2 separate regions of the Homo sapiens genome follow, and region 1 is linked to region 2. The links are chromatin loops, found by intact Hi-C in ENCODE. Cell type or tissue: IMR-90. All regions are shown on one strand. Links, peaks and the distances in the headings refer to the core of each region. The heading gives the core; the rest is flanking DNA. Region 1 holds the start of LOC729254 (hCG2045843). Region 2 has its middle 110 kb from the start of NABP1.

What was found. Hi-C counts contacts between places; a loop is a spot of excess contacts. Peaks named below come from ENCODE experiments on the same cell type or tissue, not always from the same donor. Only the 100,000 strongest peaks of a DNase experiment are listed, where the experiment ranks them.
Region 1: it touches region 2 in a loop (4-fold over the local background); 9 of 110 quality-filtered maps call a loop at or near these places.

Annotation. Positions count from the first base shown.
Region 1 is chr2:191,786,714-191,795,051 of GRCh38, reverse strand. LOC105373812 (a long non-coding RNA gene) reads right to left here. Exons shown (of 3, transcript XR_923718.3): 3 at 2,599-2,717. It overlaps LOC729254 (hCG2045843), which reads right to left and starts at 2,212. Exons shown (of 5, transcript NR_157850.1): 1 at 2,131-2,212; 2 at 1,593-1,777. In IMR-90, for the core only: no CTCF peak of the experiment used is centred there; DNase peaks (open chromatin) are centred at 4,161 and 5,141; H3K27me3 peaks cover 181 bases.
Region 2 is chr2:191,561,442-191,569,779 of GRCh38, reverse strand. No RefSeq gene overlaps it. Among named protein-coding and RNA genes, the nearest start is that of NABP1, 110 kb to the left of the region's middle. RefSeq lists an enhancer at 4,577-5,776. In IMR-90, for the core only: CTCF peaks have their summits at 533 and 3,333 (motif pointing left); a DNase peak (open chromatin) is centred at 3,319; H3K27me3 peaks cover 246 bases.

The DNA.
Region 1 (8,338 bases), core at 327-8,326, 230 kb before region 2:
TGCGGAACTGTCAGTCAGTTAAATCTCTGTCTTTTATAAATTATTCAGTCTCCGGCAGTTCTTTACAATAGTATGAGAATGGACTAACACAGTAAGGATCACTGGTGTATTACTATATAACAAATGTTTTATAAAGATGAAAAAATTAAATAAAAAAAGAAACACATTATCCTTAGATAATATTTTAAATCCCAACTCCACAATGTCCTTGACAAGTCCTTGAGACACTGTTAGGCTCATTTTACATTTTACATTTTACAGAATGAAGGAACTCAATCTTGGACAGCTTAAGTAATTTCTTAAGGATATCCAGAATAGTTGAGTAGGAATTTCAAACCTGCTATCTTGCCTCATCTTTTCCACCTGAAAGCACTTCTCTCAGGAAGGATCATAATGCCCTCTCCACATCTTTGTATTTGCTTGAATAACTCTTACTGGCCTTGGAGGACTAACTTAGATATTACCTTCTATAGGAAGCCTTCCCTGGAACCCCACATCTGGATTGGATTCTTCTTGTATCTGTCCCCATGATACTCTAGGTATACCACCCTCTGTCACAGCACTGCACTTATCATGGTGTAATATAGTTGCCTATTTCCTTGTGGGTCTCTTCCACTCACCCCAATCACTGAAGTATCTTGATTACTAGGGACTATGGTCTATTCAATATTCTATTCCCTCAGGTTTAATATGATGCCTAGCACATCAGAGGGACTCCAATGTTTACTGAAGAAAAAAATCAATGGTCAAATGAGTGGATGCAGACTCCAAAGCTCACACACCCTGCTGCCACAGGTTAAGTGGTATCTCAGCCTACAGCACACCGCCTCTTAGATCAAGTGTGTAGCAGCACCAAGCACAGGACCCACTGGGAAGCCAGCACTCAATAAGCATTTTCAACAGTTAAATTCAGGTGGACTCCCCAGAGTCTAAGCCAATTATTTCAGTGAAGGGCATCAGCTTTCTCATATTTCAAATCAATCAAGACTTTGTCAATAGCACAGCAGTTTAGTCCTACTATTGAAAACATAATTAGTTTCTCATTATTTAAGTGGAGGAAAAGGATGAACTATATGTGAGTGACTTAGCAGTAGTGCAACTACAATGTTATTGTATGAAATTCAACCTAAGCAGATATGACTGAAGATAACACTAAGACTAGAAAAATAAAAATAAGGACTCCCTTTGCATTTAAAAGAAAATTCTAGTGCTTTGCAAGTATACAGGTAAAAATTAACTTAAAAAAATGAAATCACTCTCTTTTAGCACCAGAGTTGAAGCCTTTGTTGATAAGACACTGGAGAGCAGTTAAAAGAGTGGGGAGGGAAATACAGTGGGTGACAAGAATTAACCCTGATACTGAAAAGAGAAACAGGAAGAGGATATGGGAAAACACGATGAGAAAGTCTTGTTCTTTAGCACTCTGGACTTCTCTTTTTACCCACATTCTCTTGGGCATAGAGAATAATAAAAAGTTAAATTTAATTATTACCTCTATATAAATGCTTCCTGTGGTAGACAGAATACTGCTCCCCACCCCCACAAAGGTGTGTATGTCCTAACTCCTGGAACCTGAGAATAAGTTGTCTTACGTGGCAAAAGGGACTTTGCAGGTGTGTAGATTTTCCTGGTGGGACCAATGTAATCACAAAGATCCTTATACGTAAAAGAAGGAGGCAGGAGAGTAACAATCAGAAATACTTGAAGACACTCAACTACTCGCTTTGAAGATGGAAGAAGGGGCTGCAAGCCAAGGAATTCAGGTGGCATAGAGAAGCTGGAAAAGACACAGAGACAAATTATTTCCCTGGAGGCTCCAGAAGGAATGCAGCCCAGCTGACAACTTAATTTCAGTGAGACTCATTTGAGATTTCTGATCTCCAAAGCTATAAGAGGATAATGTGTATTGTTTCAAGCCACTGCATTTTTGATAATTTTTTTTACAGCAGCTGTAGGAAACTAATACACTCACAAATTTTGCCTTGTGAACCTGAGCTTCTGACATTAGGCTGTTTGTGTCTCTATTTCAGTTTACCCCTGACAATCCCAATGCAACACATCCAATACTAAGCTCGTCATCCTCTTCCCAACTATGATTCCTCTCCCAGACTATCCTACATGGTCTGTTACCCTGCCTTTCTTCCAGGTCGAGGCTAGATGCCTGTGATTCTTCCATATCCTTCTCCCTGCTCCCCAATCTATCTCCTCTCTTGCCTGTTCTCTGGATAAAGGTCCACTGAATAACACTGTTTTCTACTCCCATTGTCATAATCCAGAAAAGAATTCTAATTCTATAAAGAATTAATTCTAAAAGAATTTAAGGTGGCTGGCATGGGGAAAAAATAATGAACAAAGAAATGCTGAAAGAAAAGAGAATGGGGAGACACCCTCAAGTACATCTTCAGGAAAGAGGGAAGGGATTTTCCGACAGGCAGTGAGTCTTCATCATATAAGCTGATTTAAGGATCTTTCAAACCTGAAAATATGCAGTTCCTATGGTTAAAGAAAGTGAGGAAGACTTGTACAGAAATCAAGTGAACCAGTCTTTCCAAAATACTCCAAAACTGCTAGTTCTACTTCACCATGCCTCGAGTTTTTACATGGCACACAGCTATGGTTTTTAGCAACCCGCTGCCCAAGATGTGAGGATGGTATATATGAGGTGCTCATTCTTTCCACAGCAGAGCAGAATCAGGTTTCAGGATTCCAGTCATTCCCTAAGATAAAAGTATCCAGCAAGAAAGAGTTAGTTCATGGAAGGTCTGGCTGACCTAGTTAAGATAATATTTCATCCTGTGAAAGTTGTTGAGAGAATAAAATATGTCACCAAAAGCTCAATTAGATAAGGAAACTCTCTAAAGGGCCAAACTCTTAGAAACCAATAAAGGGGAACGGTTCACTTTCTAGTGACAGCTTGTCACATACCAAGAGAAATGTCCCTGCTTAGGCAGTCTCAGGACACCAGACACTGACTCTGTCCTGACATGCCCTACAACTCTAAAGTCATTCAGTTCTGGGTTTTGGAAAACTGTATTTGTAGAGACATATATTCTATTGTGATCTTTATATTTGGGTTGTTTTTTATTAAGCCATCCAGAGTGTGTAATTTCCCAAGACAAACGAAAACAACTGACCATCCCCAAAGGGTCAGTCCCCAACAGGATCACTGAGATGGACATCCGACATTTCTTGGTGGCAGTAACCAATGACATGCTACAGTTACTGGAGTCTCAATGAGGATCTCACAGTCTCTGGAGGCAGTAACCAATAGTGTGCCACTATTCTGCTCCCCAAGCCTCAGGGGAGAGTCTGGTGAAGACTTGCCCACCAGAGCATAAGACAGATTCTATCCTAAATTGGGTCCGCTTTTCTTGCCATTTTAGCCAATGACAATCTGTACTTCTTAAAGCCAAGCAATGTCTTGAACTTTGATGTATACGTAAATCATAGCTCAGCTTTAGAAATTTAAAGATCTTGGAAACGCATGTAAATTAGCGTTCAAATGTCTGCCTTTCATCTCCCTCCCACTTTCCTTCTTGCTCTCTTATACGAAAAAGGAATGTGAAACAAATGAACAACTTGATCAAACTGTGTTTGTCTCACTCCTGCCCAGAAGACAGAGTTGAAATGAGCACAAATTTAAGTAGTATAAGTATCCAAAATTTCAGTGTTCTTATTCCCTCCAAATGGCTATCCATGAATTAGTCCCAACAAGCCCAAGGTGAAGCATTCTTCCTGGTTCTGCCAGTAAAACTTCATAAATAAATAAAACCACCAATGAAAGATACTGCTGACATTGTATAAACTATATCCAGTCATATCGGAAAGATAAGATCTATCCTAATTATAAGAAATACAGGAAAAACTCTCTTTTATAAGAAAATTGAAACCAAAGAAAATATTTCATTAACTAAATCCCATTCCTGAGATATTCTTTCTTAAGAGTATACTTCTGATTGCTTTACTCTCAATCTCAACTTTAATTGTTGAGATTAAAGCCTTGGGAAAAATCAGGACAGCAGAAGTAATCACTTCAAAAACAGAGTGTTCACTTATAGATAAAATGTCTAAAACTAGGACAGTGAGTGAGTTTGCTATGAAATAGGAGAAGATATGCTGCAATCAGGCTGATGCAGACAGAATAGAGAGATCCTAGGAATCCAAACAGTGCGGTCTTCTATGAGACTGTGTCACAGGTCTGTAAACAGTCATGGTTAAAATGCCCAAATAAAGAGTTGTAAAAGATGCACCCTTAGCTAAATATTTCACAAAATCATGATTTTCAGGGTTGCCTTGTGTAAATGGATCACAGAGAGTTAAGGAGACAGAAGATGCAGTGGTTTTAACTGAGTTGTAGAACATTCCTTTAAATTCTGAAATGGTTCTCTTGAGAACTGTTTCAGTGCTCACTGAATTCCCAACGTTTAAAAATATGTCTGAAACAATCATTGCTTAATTTCATCCCTCGAGACCCACCCTCCAAAAATGTCCTGTGGCACATACGTTGTTACTTTCTAAATTAAAGTAATTCAAAATTGGCTTTATTCTATGAATATAGGGAAATATTCCCAGCTTCCTTTCAGACCAGTGCTTTAACTTTAAAAATAATAGTGTAAAGAGAAGGAAATAACATTCGATGTAATCAGATGTCTCGTTTTTTTAAAAGAGAACTTAAAGAGATGCTCCTATGTACCACACAACTTGCACTTGTGACTAGAGTCATTTTCCTTACCCAGAATTTCCACCTGAAATAGAAACTAGGCACTAGACAAATACTCTCAGCATAACAGAACTGCAGCCTGTCTATGATCATCGACAGAAAATGAGTCTGTGATCTGCACAAACATAAGCAGAAAGAGCAAGGCAACGTCTTTCCAAATACATTCAAACATATTTGAAGTCTCAACTGTAATGCAAACTGCTTCATGGAAAGGTGGATTCTTTTCAGGGCTGAAGTCATTCTTCCAGAATGCAGTAAGTAAAGTGCTTGGCCAATAAGTGCTTTTGAGCTACCAAGGTAATATTTTCCAAACTTCACTCCAAAGAGCAATAGTCCTTCCGAAATACTATAGATACTTCTTAAAAATTCATTTAAGTAGGCATGGGAGCTTAGGAAATTCCCACTTTACCACAGACTTTGCCTTTGCTATGCTAATGTGTGTTGAGACTCTCTAAGAGTGACTCATACTTACAATATACTTATTTGACCAAAAACTCTTTTCACGGAGTCTTTTAGCGTCTCATGGGGTCCCTAGTGCTTTAAGGAACACAGTTAGGAAAACGTGGCATTCATGTAATATAAGAAAGACTATGGAGTAGTGGTTGCAAAATTAGAATGAAGTGACAGTCATTCTAAAGCAGTCCTGTTACGTGTGATACTGCCATCTAACCCAAGCAATGGCATCAAGTACTTTGCTACACCAACTCTCAAACTTCTACCAGTCATCTGAAGTTGCAGATTTGAGCCAAGTGATAAATAATTGTATTCTGTAAATCATTTGGGAGCATTTCTCCAGATCTCTTTATAGTTTGCTCCTGAAATTTTATGCAATTGTACATTTTTGGTGCCAGGACTATCTGGCTGTACATTTAATTTTCAGTTTTGTTTCAGAGCCTTGTCATTTCATCAATCAGAGCTATTCCATCTGCTGAAATGCTGACAAATCCAGCTGCTTTGTCACTTCTAATCAATTTCATTAACATCTCCACGTTCTGTTTCAATTAGTGGCCTATTCTTTGCACTGTTTGATGACTTGATACTACCTACCGTCTGCAGATTAAAAATCAAATTACAAATTGCTTTGTCCTTGGCATTAAAAATCCTTCCTTCTTTACCAAATCATTTCCATTTAGCACGTTTACCCCTCTTAAGTTAAATTAAGCTCTACCACATTGTGAAGTAAGGGGTTCAATTGTTGTGCAAGGAATGGATCCATACTGGGATGTTCTTCTTGACATTCACTTAATCCTTCTGCCCTCATTCAGAATTCAATCTTCTTTCATCTAAGCCTTTCTATTGTTGTGATTTTTTTCCACACATTACTTTAAACACCTACTTGAAGTGTTATTTACTTGGTTATAATCCTCACTCATTTTTTTAATTCATCAGACACAATACCAACATTGTCTATTTTCTGCAATTCTTGACTTAGAAAACTGTCAAAGAAGAACCAGTTGGACGAAATCATCCTTGTTGCTGATTATATTACTACCCAAACCCAAACAATGAGGAAGTAGCCTTTGAATGCGATTTTTCAAGTAGATATAATACCTCTGCTCTGTTTCCTGTCTTTCTCTAAAAATCAGTCCATGCTTACTTATTTTAATTGTAGAGAATTGTACAAATTTTTACTTTTGTTAAAAAATGCAGAAATAGCATAGAATTCTGACTGTCCTTTCCCGTGCTTTGTGTCATAACTGACAGCATGGAGCTTTAGTAGCCTAAAGCGATACAGCAACAGTGCTGTGGGTCATGTTTTTAACTTTAATGACAATCTGTAATTGCCTGCAGCCTGCCTCATTTCTGGCCCTGCTGATTTCTTGAGGACCTGTGATAACACAGCTCCAACTTGGTCCTCTAATCAGGCTCGTGCCCTCTTTTATGTGTTTTTTATATTTTTTCAGGGTTATCAGTCTTATAGTAAAGTAGTCAGAGTCTACAACTCTACCTCCTTCTTCAGGGCATTCCAAAAAATTAGAATTTCCTTCTAGCCTGCAAGCTTTCACAACCGTCTGCTTTTTCCTGTGGCTGGAAGTGGTGAGAGTTTGAATAGCAACAGCTTTGCTTCAAATTGAACTGTCTGATACCGACCATGAAATCCCCTTTAGCTTTAATCTTTTTTAGACATTTGAAATTTTCAAAATACTGCTTGTCAGGGTAAGTTCCCTTTTCCTCCAGTATAGCTGGTTCACATTTGACTTGCACTTAAAAGATGTTGCAGTTATTTCATTCTTCTTAGAAATATTACCATCCTTGACTGTTTACAGAAACATATGTGTGTTCATTTATTAAAAAAAATGGTTTTTGATCACCAACTAAGTGTTAAACATTGTCTTAGAAGGTACTAGAATTCAACAGGGAACAAAGTCTCCATCTCATGGAGGCAGACAGTGGTTGAGATAGACATGATGGCTAGAGAGAAAGGGGGCCTATGACATTACCATTAAACAGGCAATCAGCATAAAGTAAGAGCCAGCTGGATGTGGTGGCAAACAGGCTGGGAAAGAGGACGTCAGGAGCCAGACACCCTGGTTCAAATCCTGCCCCCTCATTGATTAGCTGAAATCTTAGGAAAGTTGATTAACCTCACTGTACCTCATTAGCCTCATTGATAAGATCGAGACAGTAATGGTTCTACCTCAGATATTTGTTGTGAAGGTCAAATAACTTAATACTGTAATGCCCTTAAAGAAGTGTCCAGCACATAAAAAAGTGCTATCAAGTATTTGTAAAATTAAAAAAAAAAACAGATAGTAGGAAAGCATTATGATCTGGGAAGTATATTTTGCTCTGGGAGTTCATTGCAAGTGTGCCTAACCTAGTGTAGGAGAAGTCAAGGATGCTCTTTAGATCTGAAGGAGCAAGAGTAGCCACTACAGAGTGAAAGTAAAGAGAATAGAGTGGTGTCTGTATAGCTAGAACTTAAAATGCCCATGAAAGACAACTAAAAATATCAGGACAACAGTAGGGACCAAATTAAAGAGATTGAGACTTTCAAATTCCAGAAAGCTAGAGGTCAAGAATATACATATTAATAGTGTAGAAAACTATAAACATCATGGATAAAACAGAAAAATATCCCAAAATGCTAAAATTTAGAAGATCCCCAAGATACTTGAAAGAGTAAATAGAGCCAATAGAAGAAAGTGCAGCCACTTCCCTGATTGTAAAAGTAGGAAGCTAATTTCCCAACAAAGTAACACAGATTCAAAATAAACAGCGGCTTCCTGGGAAAAAAAAAAAGCCACACAGAAACAAAAACAAAAACTAAGATATTCTGGAGATATATCCTTACTTTTGAAGGAGGTGCCACCTCCCCCAACCCCAAAAAGAAAAAAAAATAAACTGATCGAGTTGGAAGAAAAGCTCATTCTTAGAATAGCAGCTCTTCTCTTATCAAGTCTTCTTAGCAGTTTCCAGGAACAAAATACAACTTTGTGGTTTATGCAACCCACACTGCCTACATAAAGATGGATGGCAACAGCTTAAGGGTTGCCCTTCCAATCAGTGATCTAAAATAGATTTCATATTCTACTCCAGGGTATTATTCTATTTCCATTAGATTGAATCACATGAAATTGCCATTTTTGTAAGTCAAAAATGATTGAGTAGCAGCAT
Region 2 (8,338 bases), core at 288-8,287:
CCCCACCTGTCTCCCTGTTTTGTTGCAGAGGTGGGTAGTGCCTGGATAAGTCCTCACGCTCATCACATTCAGCTCAGGCTGGCATCAGGGCTTTTGAGGCTGTATCATTGGTAAGGCAGTGTCTGTTTAAAATTACCTTGCTAGGCCAGGCACGGTAGCTCACGCTTGTAATCCCAGCACTTTGGGAGGCTGAGGTGGGAGGTTCACTTGAAGCCAAGAGTTCAAGACCAGTCTGGTCAACAGAATGAGACCCCCATCTCTACAAAAAAACAAAAACAAAAATAAAAATAAATTAGCTGGGCATGGTTGTACACACATGTAGTCCCAGCTTCTCAGGAGGCTGAAGCGGGAGGATCAATTGAGCCCAAGAATTCAAGGCTGCGGTGGGCTGTGAGGGCTCCACTGCACTCCAGCCTGGGCAACAGAGCAAGAGCCCATCTCTTAAAAAAATACATATATATTACCTTGCTAGCCCAGAGGAGTCTCGAACTGGAGTCAAGTTGAGGACTTGCTCCAGGATCTTCCAGAATAATGTTCCCAGCTCCCCACTGCCACCTCAGCTGAAACTGGGATTGCAGTCTGTATCCATACACTCCCTTCTCTTATCCTCCCCTCTCCCCCTCCCACAGAGCCCACTTTCTGAGCTCTGAGCTCTGCTTTCTGCAGGCTTGAAAGAACTTTACTGGAAGCTCTGGCAGAAAGTTAAATTGAATAAAGATCAAAGTTAATAAATTTCCTGGTAAACCCACAGATGGTCCACTTTAAAGGCAATAGTCCCATTCACTTCTGATTAAAATAAAAATTGTCTATAAAGAAACTCCCTAGAACAAAGTTGAATGATGGAACCATATTAAGAGAGCAGTTCATTACCCTTAAGTGAAAAATGCACAAAGTCATCATTCAGAGGCAGTAATGGAGTGGTGATGGTAAAGAGGTAATTAAACCTACATTTAGCTGAACAATTTGGGAAATCCTCCAGGGCACTAGAAATAGAATAGTCTCCCCAAAATACATACTATCTTCAGGCTACCTAGATGATCAGATTGGTGTCACATTTTATGCATAGGTCCAGTTACCTTTCAGTATCAGAGTGCAAACATTAGAAGCAAGTTCTGCCTATGGTCACTAGTTTGGTTTCTTTGTTTTTGGAGAAAGCATTTACTTGTATCCATTTCCTCATCTCCTAATATTTATCCCCATTAGCAGGTGCATGTTACCTGATCAATCTGGGGGAGGCATGTACTTGCATAATCACCTTTCTCCTCCCTACCCCCAGGGCCACCTCCCATTTCCCAACTTTTCAGAAACAATGAACTTGGTAGAATCTTATCAATTTTATTAAAGAATAGAAATGTACTGTTAATTATGCAAAAATTGGTGGCAACATTAATTAGACTCTGGATCACTGACATTCCTCATTCCTTCCCCTTTTCTTTCCATGTCAATGGAGTATGCAACCTTATTTACAACAAAGACTTTCTTAGGAAAAGTATAAATTATAACATTCTATTTCTAAATTCCTTAGCCACAGACTCTTCTGTAATCTTGGTGGGTCCTGTTGTTTGGAAAAGATGAAGATCTCCAAGATTTACTGGAAATTTGTAGGCAAACTTTGGTCCAGCTCTCCTGTGCTCTCTGCACTTTTTTTTCTTTTTTGAGATGGAGTCTCGCTTTATCGCCCAGGCTGGAGTGCAGTGGCTGCAATCTCGGCTCACTGCAACCTCCACTACCTCCAGGGTTCAAGCAATTCTCCTTCCTCAGCCTCCTGAGTATCTGGGACTACAGGAGCGAGAAACACACTTGGCTAATTTTTGTATTTTAGTAGAGACGGGGTTTCACCATGTTGGCCAGGCTGGTCTTGAACTCCTCACCTCAGGTGATCCGCCTGCTTTGGCCTCCCAAAGTGCTGGGATTACAGGAATGAGCCACCGTGCCCGACCTGCTCTCCGCATTTTAGAGATGGAAAGTGCTAACTGTGGAGGTGAAGTATTTCATGAATATATGCAGACACACAGCAAAGACAAGTCGAACCTGTATAATGATAGTGTGCTTTAGATTTTATGGCCAAAGCTAATTTTAACTAAACAAAAAAGGCTGCCCAAATCTCCAAATTCTTACCCCAATTGCTGCTGACTTAGAATGATCCTGGCGAGGTCAATTACCATCCTCTTAACTCTATTTTCTTCTGACGCTCTCTATCAAGTTCCACTAAGTATATCAAAAATTAACAAAAAACTCTTTGACTTCCTTAGATGGAAAGGAATCCAGGCAGATTAATAGGACACAGTATTGCAATTCTTAATCATTGAGATTGCTGAAGGCTGGCAGGTGTAATTAAACAGTCATCAGCCCATAAACTGCGGGTGAGAGTTCAGTGCCGATGTGTCAAATTGGACAAAGTTAACCAGAGGGCTCACCTGAGGAATGAAACTGGGAGACACTCAAGCTTTAGAGTGTCCCATTAGAATCAGGCAGTAATTATAAAACAGGATTCACTGAGAGCTCTTTCAAATTCCAGTGAAGAGCTCATTTCTGAAGCCATTTGTTAAGTTATTGCAGCCAACTATTGCCATTGCTGCAATTGCTTTTGCAGAGCCAAAAAAGAAACTAATTTTAGCTACCTCTTCTACCTCTTACCTTTCCTAGGAAAGAATTTTCTTCAGAGAATCTGAAAGTTGAATCTTCTAGTAATAAACACTTTAGAAGATAGAAAGCAAGAAAAATCTCAGTCGAGAATCTTTTCACAAAGTAACTAAAGAGGCATTATTGGAAACAAGTGGAGAGGAATGGCAAACTGTCACAGCTGTGGCTGCCTGCTCTTAAAAGTAGGAATGCAGTAGAAAGAAAATCCTTGTGGAAAAGTTAATATGACTGTGGATGCTAGGTATGCTGGTGCTACCCCTGGGCCTGGGAGTAATCACCCACTCCAACCAGCATAAACTCCAGGGAGCATGAGATCTGGATCTGACTCCCCTTAGAGCTCAACAAACACTTCTAGGGACCCACAGAAAAAGGCGTTGCCCGTCTGGGTGTATGATAGCGTTGTTTCGGTGGAGAAGCTTCTTCATTATTCAGGAACACGGTGAATGATTGAAACTTACTCCAGCGCCTGGGGGCAAGCAATTTATGATGAACCTCCATAAATGGTTTTTTAAAATCACCTTAAAATTAATGCCTTCTATAGCCCAGAAGAAGGTGGCGGAGGAGACGTGAAGCCTCTTGAGTTTGGACCTCAGGCAAGGAAAAGTTGGGTCTGGCTATAAATGGACCCTTGAGGTGAGAAACCTGGGGACCTCGGATACGATTGTGGAAGTGCCTGTGCTGCCCCCATGTGGACAAAATGGTTCTCTTCATGGCTTTGCTCCTTTGACTCTAGGTTGAGGGTCACAGGATATAGGATTGAAGTGGTGAATATTCTGGGATCTGCTGGTAACAAAAAGAAACATTGCTTTAGTGTTCAGACCAACACAAGGCTGGCTTTGCCATATAACCCTGGACCTGCTGGCATTCTGCACTCTTCTTTTTTTTTTTTTTTTTATTACTCGCTTCTTGCTACACATATTTGTTGAGTTCTGGCCATGGAACCATGATAAGCTCCTGGGATGGTCAAAAGCCTGAGGTGCAGTCCTTGCTCAATAAGCAGATAAGATAACCCTCACATCTATGAATGCGATCTGATAAGGTGGCAAAGAGAACAGGGAAGCAAAGTTGTGTGAGCACAGAAAGAATAGAGAAGGACTTATTCCTCCAGAGAAGGCTCAAAGAAGGCCTCGGGGAAGAAGAGGACTTTGGAACATGTTTTGAAATCCAGGAGGATGTCCCCATGTGGGGGAATAGGAGAAAAGTGCTGCAAACAGAAGGAACAACATAAACCGTAGCACAGGGACCTCACTCCTCTTGGCGAAAGTGCAGTAACCCTTGTGGCTAAAATAAGAGGTGACTGGGTAAAGGAAGGAGGACTCAGTGTGAGACCATACAAGGAGGTTGTGGACAAAACAGGAAGTGTTTTACAAATGCTTGAACTTTATCCTATAGACAGCAGGAACCACTGAAGTCTTTTAGAGCAGATAAGATGTGATCAAAGTATTACTTTTAAACAGTCACTCTGGCAGCATTGTGGAGAATGAATTTTGGAGTCGGTGTAGAACCTAGAAGAAGGAAAGGAGAACAAAGGCTACGGTAGTATTGGCCAGGGGAGAAATGATGAGGTCTGGGTGGGGCAATGAAGTGGCAGGTTTTAAAGCAATATTTCTGATAGACAAGTGGTAGGCTTGGAGATTTATTGGATGTAGAGGTTGAGGGAAAGGGAAACAAAGGATGATTCCCAGGTTTCTAGCTTGTGTCTAGACTAGAGAAATGTTACTGCCATTAGCCATGGGAGGAATTATTGAGAGAGGAAAAGATTGTGCAAGGGGGATATTGAGCATTTGTTTTTGGTCACGTTAGGCTCGTAACCAGGGCTGCACCATGAGGAATTGCAAATGTAGGTCTGGACCTGAAGTATTTATGACCCATTTTTATATGAGAAAATTGAGGCTCTGGAATGTTAATGTGTCCAAAGATTCCTAATAGGTGGTGATGTTTAGTCATCCTTGTGTCTCTGGTTTTAGCATAGTACCAGAAATGAATAAATGCCACGCTATTATCTGAAAGCCAGAGAAGAGAGAGAGGGCAGAACCTGGAAAACACCAGATTCCAAGGACAGTCCAAAGAAGATTGGGCCAGCAAGAAGGACTAAGAAAAAGCAAAACCCAGGAATGAGAATTCCAAGAAAGAGGAAGAGATTCACATGTCAATGCCTCAGAACTCAGAAAGAATGTAAATGGGATATCTGAGGTCATTTTTTACCTTTAGTAGAGAGGTGACTATGCAAGCTGGTTTGGAAATGACTTGGGAGAGAGTGAAAGGTGAAGCCATAGGAAAAAAAGTCAGACTAGACTTCTGTGAATTTAGACTTCAAGCAAGATAAGGAGAGGCAGTAAAAGAGTTGGAGATTGAGGGAAGGTTTTCTGGGCTGGATGGATGGTTGCTTTTAAAGAAAAAAGTAGATTTGAGTATGTTTATGGGCAGAGAAAAAAGCTCCCATGGACAAAGAGAAGCCAGAGATAAAAGTCAGTGGGAAACATGAGGATGGGCTAAAGAGAACAGGTGATGGGGTAACTTTACAAAGGAGCATTTACATCTAATCCTCCAAAACAGGAGGGGAGAAGAAAACACGAACACGGAAGCTCGCCTTAAAAAATCAGCTTCTAGGCTATGGTTATTTCTTGATTACATATCATGAATTTCTCCAGAAGTGCCTGATTCGAAGAATCTTCCATAGTACCCACAGCAATCGATGTTGAAAAGCCAGAAGTCCAGTTTTTCTATTTTATTTGGCATAGGCAAAATGAAGTTTTTACTTGCAGCTTTTATTTTCTGGTTTTTATTTTGAGCTATTTCAACCTGCAGTCAACAATGGAAAATATCAGACCAAAAGGGACATAAAAGGAAAGGGCCTTCCATTTCACCATTAACTTGCCTTCCAGGAAATACCACCACTAAACAGCCACAATAAGCCGCACCACAGTGCTTCCCCTCAACTCTTCATCTCTTGGTTACCCTGGACGAGTGAGGGACCATTGACATTCCCCACAATGGAGTTCAAAACTGTACAATTGACATTATAGACAGTAAAATATCCATTGGTATCTACTCCTCATTTCAATTAGAGTCCTCTCCCTGAACATGATCCTCTAAAGCCGAGCAAGAATTCTGAGGTCTTTGTTCTCCACACTTTCAGTTTTATGATACAGTCCGATCAACGAGAGTTCTAAACTTTACACACAATTTTAAATGGCAAAGCAGCTCAGGATTTTGACTGACTAAATATATTTCTCTAATTTTATAATAATTACCCTACTTCCTTTCTTACATGTACTATTTATATCCTGAAAAGATATCAGATCTGAGAGGGTCTACATAACTGAAGCTTTAGTTTGGATTTTGTCAAAATGGGGAAGAAATGTAAAGGATTTCTTTTTCTGAAACCACCTTTCCTCTTAATACTCTGGAGGTTTGATAAATGTTGCATATACCGCCACCTGCCTCCCACCCCCACTATCCCCAAATGTACCTTACAAAGTTTTGCAAATGGCAAGCGATGAATGGTACAAAGACCACCTGCTTTTGGCTGGGAAGAGCCAAGTCCAGGTCTTAACATGAAACACCTATTTTAGTCCTGATGTTTTCAATGGATATGAACTTTATGACTACAGGGTACACTAAGCCACACTGCAGACAACATTGGGATTCCTTTGCGATCAACCACACCACATCAAACTGCACTCTATTCATGCTCTATCTACAAGTCTTCCCAAACTTATCTTCTTTTCTTGCTAAACTTCTATTTCAAATTTTTTATCTTCCTCCCCTTTATATATCAGCATTCTCTAGAAGAAACTAGAGCATTTTAGATGGAAAATGTAGCCTTTATGTAACAAAAAGAAATTTCAAAATTGTATCTCTTCCCCAAATCTTTCTAGGTCATATATTGTGTCAAGAAGATAGCAGGCTAATGTCACCCTCTAATGGAATAGTGTTTTCAGGGATTTAACTGCTCAAATGGACCATCCTTAAGGTTATTCAACTTTTTGTTCTGACTCCATTTCACCAATCACCTTCTTAAAAAGATTTTTTTCACTTCAAATTCAATTCTAACTCAATCTTCTCTTGCAAACCAGTTTCCCATTTTGACTTCTTTATATTGTATTTCTAACAGTTTTTTAATAAAATTAATATATGTTGGTGGAGCGCTGTGGCTCACGCCTGTAATCCCAGCACTTTGGGAGACCGAGATGGGCGGATCACTTGAGTTCGGGAGTTCAAGACCAGCCTGGCCAACATGGCGAAACCCCATCTCTACTAAAAGTACAAAAATTAGCCAGGGATGGTGGTGCATGCCTGTAATCCCAGCTACTTGAGAGGCTGAGGCAGGAGAATCGCTTGAATCTGGGAGACAGAGGTTGTAGTGAGCTGAGATCGTGCCACTGCACTCCAGCCTGAGTGACAGAGCAATTACATTAGTTATGCATTGTTCGTATGTGACTATTCCTCTAAAATACGTGTTTAAAGTCTTTGGATTCAAGCATATTAAGATACCACTGTTTATTTAATCAATCTCTTACTATCAAATATGTAAGTTGTACCCAGTTTTTTCAAGTTATCAGAAATATTGCAATTAAAATCCAGCTATATTATTTAGTGTATCTTACTATTTCCTCAGACTGATTTCCTAGAATGGGAGGCAGACAGTTTGGATGGAATCCTAGATTTATTCCTTTCTATTGGTGTGACTCTAGGCAAGTTGTTGAGTCTTTCTTTGCCTTGGTTTATCTGCAAAATGGAGATTATGATAACACATAATTCATAGGATTGTTGAAAAATTAAACTTAGTAGAAGTTCCAAATAAGTATTTGCTGTTGTTATGAAAACCTTTAAAGTTTTCAATGCATATACAACATTTTAGGATGTTAAAACTAAAGTTTGACCCTGCCACTTGGAAACAATAGTCTCCAGAACCCACACTCTTAACTGCTAGGTTTACTAACACTCATGAGCATAACAACTCCAGTTCTAGGAATTTAGGCTGAGGAAATACATGACAGACACACACAAAGTAAAATACATGCAATAGATGTTCCACACCGAAGTTAGGTGCCTGAACAAAATGTTCAAAAGATAGACAAAAAAGCTAGGCTTTCTACTTTAGATCACTCAGGCAAAGACTAAACAAGTGCTGAGTGTGGAAGAAGTGGATTTGGGAGGTGATGTCTTCAGCTAAGCCATGCTGTGACAGCCTGCCCATCACCAGAGAGAGGGGAGCATGGTATCTCCCACCACAGGCTTAGTGACTTCTTCCTTTGCTGTGTCCCATCCTCTGAGAGGCCAGAAGATGCAATTAACAAGGAGAAAGAGGGAAAGAAAGGAGTGAGAGAAGGTGACCAAAACCACGGTGCAAAGAACAGGTGCCCCGTTGAACACAGACCTCAGGTGGGACAAGGAAAGGAAACGTCTTACCTGTGAAAAAAAAGACTGAAGTTTGATTAATAGCTTGGATTGTATACTCTTAATTTCTGAATCAAGCCAGCATTTGTGGCTTAGAACATAGGCCAATCTACTCCCCAAGAGCAAGCAGAACAGAGGGGCATCCAAGTTCTCAGCCAGTGAGTAGGGGAAGCTTCCACCACCAAATACATTTTTAAGTAATGATAGGAGACACAAATGAGGAATCCATTATGCTTGTCCAATGGAAAGGCTCCACATAATAATAAAACATTGCCGCCCAGAAAACTTGTCT